Linked DNA regions of Homo sapiens: region 2 is linked to region 1. The links are chromatin contacts, found by Hi-C or POLR2A ChIA-PET in ENCODE. All regions are on one chromosome and are shown on one strand. Each heading gives the region's core, a stretch centred on a gene start or an enhancer-like site at or near the end of the contact. The rest is flanking DNA. Distances are from core to core; before and after follow the strand shown. Region 1 overlaps RGS3 (regulator of G protein signaling 3). Region 2 overlaps SLC31A1 (solute carrier family 31 member 1).

The links. Hi-C counts contacts between places; a loop is a spot of excess contacts on that map. ChIA-PET counts read pairs that join two places held with the same protein, here RNA polymerase II (POLR2A). Pooled maps may share reads with other maps.
Region 2: a pooled map shows a loop between it and region 1 (1.9-fold over the local background). The contact joins two enhancer-like sites. A Hi-C loop is called at or near these places in 3 of 168 maps with a recorded cell type or tissue (CD8-positive, alpha-beta T cell, naive thymus-derived CD4-positive, alpha-beta T cell and natural killer cell), 19 of 37 single-sample maps with no recorded cell type and 12 of 50 pooled maps. POLR2A ChIA-PET finds 5 or more read pairs at or near these places in 4 of 52 experiments (T-cell, activated CD8-positive, alpha-beta memory T cell, activated T-cell and 1 more).

The regions. Positions count from the first base shown.
Region 1 is chr9:113,515,683-113,518,871 of GRCh38, reverse strand. RGS3 (regulator of G protein signaling 3) reads right to left here. Exons shown (of 23, transcript NM_001394167.1): 14 at 1,248-1,331. Among named protein-coding and RNA genes, the nearest start is that of RGS3, 54 kb to the right of the region's middle. RefSeq lists enhancers at 407-696, 1,098-1,227, 1,388-1,637. Within about 2 kb of position 1,596, at least 10 of the 41 ENCODE cell types and tissues checked have a DNase peak (open chromatin) inside an H3K27ac peak, as active enhancers do; they include CD8-positive, alpha-beta T cell and natural killer cell, where a contact is called at or near this core.
Region 2 is chr9:113,231,170-113,234,358 of GRCh38, reverse strand. The region is part of intron 1 of SLC31A1 (solute carrier family 31 member 1); the gene reads right to left. Among named protein-coding and RNA genes, the nearest start is that of SLC31A1, 11 kb to the right of the region's middle. Within about 2 kb of position 1,443, at least 7 of the 41 ENCODE cell types and tissues checked have a DNase peak (open chromatin) inside an H3K27ac peak, as active enhancers do; they include CD8-positive, alpha-beta T cell and natural killer cell, where a contact is called at or near this core.

The sequences.
Region 1 (3,189 bases), core at 347-2,846:
TCTCATTCACCAAACATAGCTCTAAGTGACTTCTCATCCCTAAAACTTAAATCCCTCCCAACAGATGAAGTTTTACTCCCACTGAGACAATTCAGAAGATATGCAAAGATTGTTAAGTTCCCAAAGTTTGCAAAGTTCCCAAGAGGAGGTTCGGAAAAGAGGAGGTCCAGAAATACAGTAGGCAACAGCGAGCGGTGGAAGGGAGCATGCAGTCCCCCAGGGCACTCCCTTGAAAAAGATAATGTACATTTGGAATAGATGAGTTCCAGTCCAGTCTGCTTACTTAAAAAACAAACCAACCTCCTGCTTCAGCCACAGTCACACATAGTGTCCCAGAAGGCTGAGGTTTAAAGCGTCCTTACAGACCAACCTCTGACCCTGCCCTTACTGCCTCAAATACACACATACCTACTGCTCAGATGGAAAGACTGAGGAAGAAGGAAGAAATCACATGTGAGCCAGCAGCAGACCTGGGTCTCGATACAAACTTCCTGTCTCCAAGTTTCCTGATCTTTCCACTACCCCAAGCTGCCACTCGACTCAGCCAAGGCAGCTCTACATTGGGGCCTGATCTGCAAAGAGCCTGCTACCCTCACCCCATGGCCCCAGGTAGCCAGGGCAGAGCCCAGGGCTCCAACTTCTGTACCCAAGTAGTTTAAGCTCAGAGACTGAACTGACCAGCTCTGGGGTTGTGTAGATGAATGAAGTTCTCCCAATTAGAGAAAAGCATCCCAGGCCAGCTCCCAGGAAGGGTGACACAGGTCCCATGTCAGCACCCCACAGGCAGAGCTACAACCCAGGCGAAATCATAGACTCGTCTCTCAGAAGAGGACATGGGATTTGGGTTAAAACAGGCCCAGAAAACTCAGGTAAACTGATGCTGGTCTAAAAATTCACTTTGGCTAATAGCTTTACTCTTCCTGCCACCAAAGTCACTCCCCACAGCCAGGGTAAATTGCCATCTCTTCTGCTCCTGAGAGGAAGGTGGGATAAACAATGGGGTGTCTTTAGGGGCTGGGGAAACTTTCTAACCATCAAAGAAGGATTCGACAGCTTTTGAAAGGAGATGTACAAGAAAAAGCTGGGTAGCCTTTGCTAGGGAGAGTGGCGGGGTCCTTCTCAGGTCTCCCCTACCCTGAGAATGTACAATTCTAAGATACTCAGGAAGAGACCAAAGTGAGGGGCCTGGAGAATGCCAATGAAGCCCACCCAGAAAGCCCCCTAAAAAATGCAGGTGAAAGTCTTACCTCGGCAGCCTTGTTCCTCCCTTCATACAGCAGCAGCTCCTCTGACAGCAGGAGGGTCCGGGCAGGATTACAGAGATCTAGAGGCTGGAAATAAAGCAGGCTGAGTGGGCAGTTCAAAAAGAGGCTGGGTGAGGACCCGGGGGGAGGAAGCAGCAGCTTGTCAAAGCCAGCCACAGAGAACCCTCTGACCCAGAGAAGACTGTCAGCCCGCCACCGACCCGAGAACCCACACACCCCCTCATACATAAGATGGAAACAGAAAGAGAGACGCTGCTGTCCTGTGGAACTGTTGCTGCCACCTTCCCCATCAACCCTCACCGTGAGAGCTACACTCATTGACAGGAAGTCTAACCACAGGCTTAGGCCCTCTGCAGTCCTCAGCCCCAGCTCTCACCCCCCACTGCACTGGGCTCCTGGGCCCTCCCAGCCCCCGCCATCCCCCATCTATCCTGTTCATGCCTCACAGGACCAAGAGGCATCCTGAGAGCCACATGCCAAGAGATTTGGTCACTTGAGTCCCTTCAAAGCCAGGCCAGTCCCTGCTCTGCACTCATAGCACACTTGAACTGTCTCCTTCTCAGGCAATCCCCCAAGGGTCAATTATCACCCAAACCTCTCACCCTACTCCCTCACCTTGCCCAGCCCAGCCCAGAGGAAGCTCCCTAAGCTCTGGATTACCCAGCAGGACTTGTCCTTATGACTGTATATTTCTAATATGGCTTCTAAGTACATGACATCAAGCAAGGTGCTTAAAGAAAGATCATGAAACAAATAGCAAGCTGGACCTGAAATCCCAGCTACTTGGGAGGCTGAGGTGGAAGGATCATTTGAGGCCAGGAGCTTGAGGTTACAGTGAGCTGTGATCATACCACTGCACTCCAGCCTGGGGGACACAGCGAGAGACTGTCTCTTAAATAGAAGTAGTTTCTTATACAAATATTAAAATGAACATGAAAATTAGACACAGGCCGCATGTGGTGGCTCATGCCTGTAATCCCAGCACTTTGGAAGGCCGAGGCGGGTGGATCACCTGAGGTCAGGAGTTCGAGACCAGCCTGGCCAACATGGTAAAACCCCGTCTCTACTAAAAATACAAAAAACTAGCCAGGCATGGTCGTGGGCACCTGTAATCCCAGCTACTTGGGAGGCTAAGGCAGGAGAATTGCTTGAACCTGGGAGGTGGAGGTTGCAGTGAGCCGAGATCGCACCCTTGCACTCCGGCCTGGGCAAAAAGAGTGAAACTCCATCTCAAAAAAAAAAAAAGAAAAAGAAAGAAAATTAGACATTGTAGATGCCAAGAACTTTGTGTCACATGCTAAGAAAGAGAAGAGACCCACAGAAAGGCTAAGGCCAGGCCCTGCTGACAGAGCTGTCTAAGGGGAGGCGTGTGAGCTCCCAGAGATGTGTTGCATCCTAACAAAGTGTGCCTACTGGACAGTGACAGGCTCAGACTGGGATGCCAGGGAGACCAGAGAGGCACAGGCAGAAATGAAGCCCGTGGGGCCAAGTCATGTCTATGCTGCTGATAAGACGATAAACCATTAGAATCTTCCTGCAAAGCAATTTGTCAATATGTGTAAAGAGCCTTTAAAATGTTTATGACCCATGACCCAGTCATTTCCCTTTCAGCAATCTCTCCCAAGGAAAATAATCAGAGAGGCAATCCATGCGCAAGGATTTTCATCACAGGGTTATTTACAATAGCAAAAGAGTAGACAGAAGTATCTGAATACAGAACTGGTTAAATAAATACAGTATACCCATATAAAAGAAGAGTGGGCAACCACCGTAAAACACAGAGCATTTAGTGGTGTGGGAAAGGTTCATGCTACAATTTTCCTTTTAAAAAGGCAACATGATATAAAATATAGAATAAGGTCTGTTTTTTAATGTGCATATGCACACAGAAAAGATGCTGAAATGTTCACACTATCATATCTGG
Region 2 (3,189 bases), core at 194-2,693, 280 kb after region 1:
CTAAAAATACAAAAATTAGCTGGACGTAGCGGTAGGTGCCTATAATCCCAGCTACTCAGGAACCCGGGAGGCAGAGGTTGCAGTGAGCCAAGATCACGCCACTGTACTCCAGCCTGGGTGACAGAGCAAGACTCAGTCTCAAAAAATAAAAAAAAAAAGTCAAACAAAAAGACAAATATTGCATGTTCTCAGTCATAAGTGGGAGCCAAAAAAGTTGATCCTACGGAGGTAGAGAGTAGAACAGTCACCAGAGGCTGGGAAGGGTGTATATGTGTGTACTCAAGGTGGGGTGAGGGTGGGATTGAAGACAGATGGGTTAACAGAACAAATAGATGCTTAGATAGAAGGAGTAAGTTCTAGTGTTTGACAGCACAGAAGGGTGACTATAGTCAACAACAATACACTGTATATTTCAAAATAATTAGAAGATTTGAAATGTTCCCAATACAAAGAAATGATAAATGCTGAAGGTGATGGATATCCTAAATACCCTGATTTGATCATTATACATTGTGCAATTATTAATTATTGTGCCCATAAATATGTGCAATTATTATGTATCAGTAATAAAGAAAAGAAAGCCAAGATTCAACCAGGAACTAAAATAATGCATTTGTTTATTTTGAAATTCCAAAAAGGTCACAGAGTTAGCCCAGTCTCACATAAAATTTGCACAGACCACCACCTAATAATCAAAGAACTTGGGGGTTAACACTGAATTTAATACCAAATCACTCGTCTTTGGGATTTGAGAGAGGTTTTCTAACGCACTGTGTAAGTAAAATCTCTAAATCCCAGAGGGAGGGGAAATTAAATATTTTTGTAGTTTTATTTTTGTAGACTAGTTGTGAAATACAGGGATTGAACTACCAGAAAGACAGACCTCAAACAGGAAGTACACCGTTTTGCTGAGACTTTTACATTTGTTCCCAGCTGACCTCTCCAGGGTTTGTCAACTGTCTTTCTGAGATTGGGATTCGATCTGAGATCCTGAATAGCCCACCAAAAACAAAAAAACACAAGGAGGAAGCTGTGGGTAGAAAAGATATTTCCCCTTTCTTTATTATGGCAGCTATTCAAATACACAAGGAGATCTACTCATTCTCTAACCGGTAAAACTGTACCTACTGGTTGTGGGCCCTTTGGCAAATTACTTAATATCTTCTTGCCTCAGCTCTAAAATTGGGAAAATAAAACTAACCTATTTCATAGGATTGTTTTAAAGAATTATTAGCAGGAGTTCACTGAGGCCACAGCACAGTGGTTAAGAGGGTAAGTTAGTTTCCTCTAAACTAAGGATGTTTATAGCAACTACCTCTTGACAGTATACACTTAAACACTTACTTAAGCACAGTGTCTAAACACAGGAAGTTCTTGATAAATACTCATTTTTACTTCTCAATCTACTGTTCTCTCTATATATGGTATAAGTGCAATTCCTCAAATCCTTGATTTGTCCACCAACTACCCCATAGCTAACACTTCTTCCTTATGTCTGCTGTTCTTTTTTTTTTGAGACAGAGTTTCACTCTCGTCACCCAGGCTGGAGTGCAGTGGTGCGATCTCGGCTCACTGCAACCTCCACCTCCTGGGTTCAAGTGATTGTCCTGCCTCAGCCTACCAAGTGGCTGGGATTATGGGTGCCCGCCACCACACCTGACTAGTTTTTTTTTTTTTTTTTTAATTTTTAGTAGAGATGGGGTTTCACCATGTTGGCCAGGCTGGTCTCAAACTCCTGACCTCAGGTGATCCACACGCCTTAGCCTCCCAAAGTGCTGAGATTACCAGTGTAAGCCACCGTGCCTGGCCATCTCTGCTGTTCTTGATTTGGGAGCTTGCAGGGGTGTGCAAATGAATCTAACCCATTTAAATTTACCGACAGAGATGGCCTTTATCTATGTTGAATCAGGTGGTCAGTCATTTTTTTCAATTTGATTCCCATCTGTATCACATTTTCTTTGAAATGTTTTAAAGTTTCTGGCTTCTTTCTCCCTGTTTTCTGACTATAAATAATGCTTCTTCATATTCCTATGATAATTTCACTAGGATTTTGGGAAGGAAAAGAGATGAGTTCAAAACGCCATCTTGAAATGGAAATAATGATACATTATACTAGGTTTTTGTCCATCTTTTCTATGTTCCAATTTTGTAAGAGTAGTAGCAATTCTAAGCTATAACATAGAACCATGTATTCTGTGGTATTGCTAAAAACATAACGAAGGAACTGTTTTCAGGGCTACTTTCTAGAAAGTTTGTAAGCTTTTACAAGTTGCCCAAATAATAGGAAGAAGTCCAGTGAGGCACCTAGTTTCAACTACCCAGCAGCAATTTTCCCTGGGAATATGGCATTGAAGAAAACATTTGGAAAGGTAGGACTGCCTAAGTGAGCTGCATGTTAGACCATATAATTCTGTTATCTGTAACTTTACAGGAGTTATAGTCCACATGTGGGCCTGGCTATCGCCTATCCCAGAGTTTATCAGAACTCTTCCACAGAGATACTATGAGTACTTAACGTATGGCCCATAGACAAGTTTTTAAAATCTAAAATAAAAAAAAATCAACACTAATCAAACTCTATCTTCTAAATGTCCAATAAGCTAGAGTTCATATTCATCTAATATTCACTTTGATCTTGATGATTTCATACACATAAAATGGAATTCATGTGAATAAAAAGATACATGTGTATTTTGAATTATACATTCCAATGCTGTTCCTACCAGGTGTGCCTAACTCCACAGCTACCACTAATGCATAACTAAATAAATAATTTCCCCATTTTTTTTTTTTTTGAGACAAGATCATATTCTGTTGTCCCGGCTGGAGTGCAGTAGCATGATTACAGCTCACTGCGGCCTACACCTCCTGGGCTCAAGTGATCCTCCCACCTCAGCCTCCAGAGTAGCTGGGAACATAGGTACATACCATTATGCTCAGCTAATTTTAAAACTTTTTGTAGAGAAGGGGTCTCCCTATGTTGCCCAGGCTGGTCTTGAACTCCAGCCCTTAAGTGATTCTTCTGCCTCAGTCTCCCAAAATGCTCGGATTACAGGTGTAAGCCACCGTACCCGGCCCCCAATTTTTAAGCGCAACACAAAGAATGGCAGCAGGAGCCAGAAAGATAGGTGTGTGTGCGCATTTACTTAAACATAGGCAGACACAGACTCCTCTTCAAGATAATTTACT